Regions from separate parts of the Homo sapiens genome. Here region 2 is linked to region 1. Evidence: read pairs that join two places in POLR2A ChIA-PET (ENCODE). Cell type or tissue: PC-3. All regions are shown on one strand. Links, peaks and the distances in the headings refer to the core of each region. The heading gives the core; the rest is flanking DNA. Region 1 overlaps EHD2 (EH domain containing 2). Region 2 has its middle 14 kb from the start of MIR3190.

Region 1 (2,908 bases), core at 217-2,716:
ACAGAAAAACAAAACACACACACACACACACACACACACACACACACACACACACACACACTGGGAATAATAATACTAGCGGCCTCATAGTTGTCCTAAAGGTTAAATTAGTTAAAACATACAAAGCACTTAGAAGGTGCACACTTGTGTGTGCACACAGTAGGCGCTATGGAAGTGCCAACAATGCCTGTTTTCGCTGGGTGAGTGCCGTTGTGGGCCCAAGGTTCCTTTTTGCCACGTCTCCCATCCCACACTGACTCAACCTCTCTCCCTTCTTCCCTCCCCGCCCCATGAGACACACTTTCCGAATCTGGGCCAGTATGTGTGTTTGTGGAGACACCGGGAGGGAGGGGGGGCTCCAGTTGCTGTCCCTCCAGTGACTTGGCCCTTCCTCCCCCAAAACAACGGCCCCCAACCCCATCCCGGTCCCTGCGTTGCCCGCAAGGAGGCTGCTTCCTCTCAGGCAGGATGGGTGCAAGCACCAGCTCCCCGGAGGAGCATAGGGGCCCATGGGACTCCTCTTCTGTCGCCTCTTACCTGTGTGTCTTGAGTAAGTCCCCTAACTTCTCTCTCTTTTTTTTTTTTTGAGACGGAGTTTCGCTCTTGTTGCCCAGGCTGGAGTGCAGTGGCAGGACCTTGGCTCACTGCAACCTCCGCCTCCTGGGTTCAAGTGATTCTCCTGCCTCAGCCTCCCGAATAGCTGGGATTACAGGTGCCCACCACCACACCCAGCTAATTTTTTTGTATTTTTAGTGGAGACGGGGTTTCACTATGTTGGTCAGGCTGGTCTCGAACTCCTGACCTCAGGTGATCCACCCGCCTCAGCCTCCCAAAGTGCTGGGATTGCAGGCGTGAGCCACCACGCCTAGCTAGTCCCCTAACTTCTCTGTGCCTCAGTTTCCTCATCTGGAAAATGGGGTCAGAACAGTGCCCACCTCCTGGGGTTGTTGTGAAGAGTCACTGAGTGAGCTCTAGCTGGAGGGCATGAAGTCAGTAAATCAGGGCTAGCTCCTTGTTCTGCCAGTTAACTCTTCGTCCTCCGGGTTCCCACTCTGCCTTCCCTCCTCCTGGAAGTCCTCCTTGACCCCCAGGCTGGGGGTTGGGTCAGGCACTGGCCCTGGGCTCCCACAGCTCCCTGGATCCCCCTGCCCACCCTGGGCTGACCACTCAGGGGCCAGGTCTGTGTCCCCAGTGGGCTGAGAGATGTAAGGACAAAGCTGAAACTGCCTCAGCCTCCACACACACAGCAGGGACCACAGAGGGTGCTTCCCAGTGGGTGACATCACCATGACTTGCTGAGTGCTTACCGTACATCCAGCACTGTTTTTAAAAAAACAGTTTCATTGAGGATTAACGTACACGCCATAAAAACTCAACCATTATGGCCGGGCTCAGTGGCTCATGCCTGTAATCTCAGCACTTTGGGAGGCTGAGGTGGGCGGATAATGAGGTCAAGAGATGGAGACCATCCTGGCCAACATGGTGAAAACCCATCTCTACTAAAAATACAGAAATTAGCTGGGTGTGGTGGCACCTGTAATCCCAGCTACTCGGGAGGCTGAGGCAGGAGAATTGCTTGAACTCGAGAGGCAGAGGTTGCAGTGACCTGAGATCGCGCCACTGCACTCCAACCTGGGCGACAGCGAGACTCCGTCTGAAAAAAAAAAAAAAAAAAAAGCTCAACCATTTTTTTTTTTAAAGAGACAAGGTCTTGCTCTGTCTGCAGGCTGGAGTGCAATGACGCAATCATGGCTCACTGCAGCCTCCAACTGCTGGGCTCAAGTGATCCTCTTGCTTCCTCCTCCTGAGTAGCTGAGACTACAGATGCATGCCAACATGTGTGGATAATTTTTTATTTTATTTTTTTCTGTAGAGACAGGGTCTTGTCATCTTGCCCAGGCTGGTCTCAAACTCCCAGGCTCAAGCGATCCTCCTGCCTCTACCTCCCAAAGTGCTGGGATTACAGGTGTGAGCCACTCTGTCTGGCCACTTCCATCATTTTTAAATGTACAGTTCAATGCCAGGCATTATTTTAAGCTCTTTATATATATTAGCTCATTTATATTCTTTTAATCTTCACAACAGTCTTTTTTTTTTTTTGAGACAGAGTCTCACTCTGTCGCCCAGACTGGAGTGCAGTGATGCTATCTCGGCTCACTGCAACCTCTGCCTCCCAGGCTCAAGCGATTCTCGTGCCTCAGCCTTCTGAATATGTGGGACCATAGGCATGAGCCACCAACACCGGGCTAATTTTTTTGTATTTTTAGGGCTAGGCTGGTCTTGAACTCCTGGCCTCAATTGATCTGCCCACTTCAGCCTCCCAAAGTGCTGGGATTACAGGTTTGAGCCATCACACCTGGCTTCACAACAGTCCTATGATTTGCATTTTACAGAAAAGAAAACACAAGTTCAGAGAGGTTAAGCTACTTGCCTAAGGTCACACAGTGGATGGGGGCAGAGGAGGGACTCAACTCCAGGTCTTCCAGACAGCTAAGTCAGGGGGTCTCAATCGCTTCTCTCTGCTCTCCTCAGCATTGCTTGTTGGTGAATAAATGAGTGAAGAAGCAAAGGTGAGAATGAGTGGATGAAGGAGTGAATGAGGAAATGAATGGTGAAAGGAATGAATGAATGAGCATGGGAACCCATGGCTGGGATGGGTGCTTCATAAGAGCAAGAATCTTGTCTGTGTGTTCTCTGCGGTATCCCAGGCTCCCAGGACAGGGCTTGGCACACATGAGACTCTCAGTAAGTATTGCTAAATAAATGCAAAATATTTAACTTCTCAGCCTGGCCAACATGGTGAAACCCCGTCTCTACTAAAAATACAGAAATTAGCCAGGGTGGTGGTGCATGCCTGTAATCCCAGCTACTCGGGAGGCTGAGGCAGGAGAATTGCTTGAACCTGGGA
Region 2 (2,908 bases), core at 306-2,805, 510 kb before region 1:
CCTGTAATCTCAGCTACTGGGGGAGGCTGAGACAGGAGAATCACTTGAACCTGGGAGGCGGAGGTCGCAATGAGCTGAGGTCGCACCACTGCACTCCAGCCCGGGTAACAGTGTGACACTCCATCTCAAAATCTGCAGTCAGTCAGGCATGGTGGGAGGCTGTGGCGGGAGAAGCACTTCAGCCCAAGAGTTCGTGACCAACTTGGGAAACAAAGCAAGACCCCATCTCCACAAAAAAAGAAATAGCTGAGCATAGTGGCTTGTGCCTGTGGTCACAGCTGCTTGGGAGACTGGGGCAGGAGGATCACTTGAGCCCAGGAGTTTGAGGCTGAAATGACCTGGATTTCACCACTGCACTGAAGCCTGGGTGAAAGAGTGAGACACTGTCTCGAAAAAAAAATCCCAGCACTTTGGGAGGCCGAGGCGGGCGGATCGCGAGGTCAGGAGTTCAACACCAGCCTGACCAACATAGTGAAACCCCGTCTCTACTAAAAAAAAAAAATACAAAAACTAGCTGGGCATGGTGGCGCGTGGCTGTAATCCAGCTACTCAGGAGGCTGAGGCAGGAGAATCGCTTGCACCTGGGAGGCGGAGGTTGCAGTGAGCCGAGATCGTGCCACTGCAGTCCAGCCTGGGCAACAGAGCGAGACTCCATCTCAAAAAAAAAAAAAAAAGTTATCTTGACGTATGTTCTATTAGCTCATTACAGGTGTGGAAGAGATGGCTTAGGTTGCAGGTGGTAAGTTTAATGATAACAACCAATGGTCATTATACCCATGCAACCTGCCTGGTACTTTTCAGAATCCTTGTTCTTTGAGTTGGAATCCCCACAGCAACCCCATGGGGATAGATGCTGTTCTCCTACCCATACTGGAGATAAGGAAACAGGCTCACCTCACAAGCAAGGGAGAGATGGAAATGGCGCTGACTGGGAAAGCTGCGGTGCGGGGCACTCAGTAGAGATTCATGTAGTGGCACGGCTTGTTCGCTCAGTGAGAACAAGATTTTGGGCTTCCCTTCACAAGTCCCTGAGACCCAGTAGTCACTGGAAAACATCATGTCGGCCTTCATAAAAGAGGGCCTTCAACTAGGTCCAAAAGGGTGGGTGGATTTGGTTCCTAAGCTTGTACGATATTCAAGCAATATACAAGCATAAAGAGAAGATTCCTCTCCGCTGCAGGGCACAGCCTGTCAGCACAATGTTGGCCACATAATAAGAGCAGCTGACTTCACAGCTAAACTGCATTTTGGAGAGAAATATGAGATGCTTTTTGGACATGTTAGCTGTATCCACTTTCTTTTTTTCTTTTTCTTTTTTCTTTTTTTTTTTTTTAATAGACGGAGTCTTGCTCTGTCACCCAGGCTAGAGTGCAGTGGTGTGATCTCGGCTCACTGCAACCTCCACCTCCTGGTTTCAAGCAATTCTCCTGCCTCAGCCTCCCAAGTAGCTGGGATTACAGGCCCCGGCCACCATGCCCAGCTAATTTTTGTACTTTTAGTAGACAGGGTTTCACCATGTTGGCCTGGCTGCTCTCGAACTCCTGACCTGAAGTAATCCACCTGCCTCAGCACCCAAAATGCTGGGATTATAGGTGTAAGCCACAGCGCCCAGCCTAGCTTTATCCACTTTCATATCCACTCCCCGGAGGTCACCCCTGTTAACTGTTGAGAGTGAATCCTTCCAGACTGCCATGTTCAAACCTAGACTCTACCACTCAGCCATGTGACCCTCGCTACACTACTTTCTGTTACCCCATCCCTAAAATGGGTAGAATAGTGGCACATTCCTCAGATATGTGGGGATTAAAAAATCAGTCTTTGAATCAATATTGCTCAATGTTAGCTGCTATTTTACATATTCATAAATAACTTTTTCTCCAATGTGCTTTTTTCTCAATATGTCTTGGAGATCCTTGTCAGTATTTCATGCATCAAATTCCATAACCAAAACAGGTGAACCATTAACTATTGAATCAGTCTGCTGCTGTGTGACATTGTGCACACTTAGGAAAGACTTCCCAAAGCCAAGTTCCAGGGTTAGCAAGTATAAAAATGCATTTTAGGAGTTGGTTCTTGTTTTTTATTTTGTTTTGTTTTTTGAGACAGAGTCATGCTCTGTTGCACAGGCTGGAGTGCAGTGGCGTGATCTCGGCTCACTGCAACCTCTGCCTCCCGGATTCAAGCAACTCCTCTGCCTCAGCCTCCTGAGCAGCTGGGACCACAGGCGCCCACCACCACGCCTGGCTAATTTTTCTATTTTTAGTAGAGACGGGGTTTCACCATATTGGCCAGTCTGGTCTCGAACTCCCAACCTGATGATCTGCCCACCTCAGCCTCCCAAAGTGCTGGGATTACAGGCATGAGCCACCGTGCCCAGCCTGTTTTGTTTTTTTAGTGATAGGGTCTTACTCTGCCACCCAGGCTGGAGTGCAGTGGTGTGCAATCATGGCTCACTGAAATCTTGATTTTGAGGGCTCAAAGTGAGTCTCCCACCTCAGTCTCTTGAGTAGCTGGGACCACAGGCAGGCACCACCATACCTGGCTAATTTTTTCCCCCGGCTAATTTTTTTTTTCTTTTCTTTTTCTTTTTTTTTTTTGAGTTGGAGTGTTGCTCATTTGCCTAGGCTGGAGTGTAGTGGCATGCTCTCAGCTCACTGCAAGCTCCACCTCCCGGGTTCACGCCATTCTCTTGCCGCAGCCTCCCGAGTAGCTGGGACTACAGGCGCCCGCCACCACGCCCGGCTAATTCTTTGTATTTTTAGTAGAGACAGGGTTTCAGCATGTTAGCCAGGATGGTCTCGATCTCCTGACCTCGTGATCCACCCGCCTCGGCCTCTCAAAGTGCTGGGATTACAGGCGTGAGCTACCACGCCCGGCCTTTTTTTTTTTTTGTATTTTTAGTAGAGAC

What was found. Peaks named below come from ENCODE experiments on the same cell type or tissue, not always from the same donor. Only the 100,000 strongest peaks of a DNase experiment are listed, where the experiment ranks them.
Region 2: POLR2A ChIA-PET joins it to region 1 with 7 read pairs; 2 of 35 experiments call an interaction of 5 or more read pairs at or near these places.

Annotation. Positions count from the first base shown.
Region 1 is chr19:47,721,997-47,724,904 of GRCh38, forward strand. All of the region lies in intron 3 of EHD2 (EH domain containing 2), which reads left to right. Among named protein-coding and RNA genes, the nearest start is that of EHD2, 10 kb to the left of the region's middle. In PC-3, for the core only: no CTCF peak of the experiment used is centred there; a DNase peak (open chromatin) is centred at 1,765; H3K4me3 peaks cover 739 bases; H3K27ac peaks cover 862 bases.
Region 2 is chr19:47,211,263-47,214,170 of GRCh38, forward strand. No RefSeq gene overlaps it. Among named protein-coding and RNA genes, the nearest start is that of MIR3190, 14 kb to the right of the region's middle. In PC-3, for the core only: no CTCF peak of the experiment used is centred there; no DNase peak of the experiment used is centred there.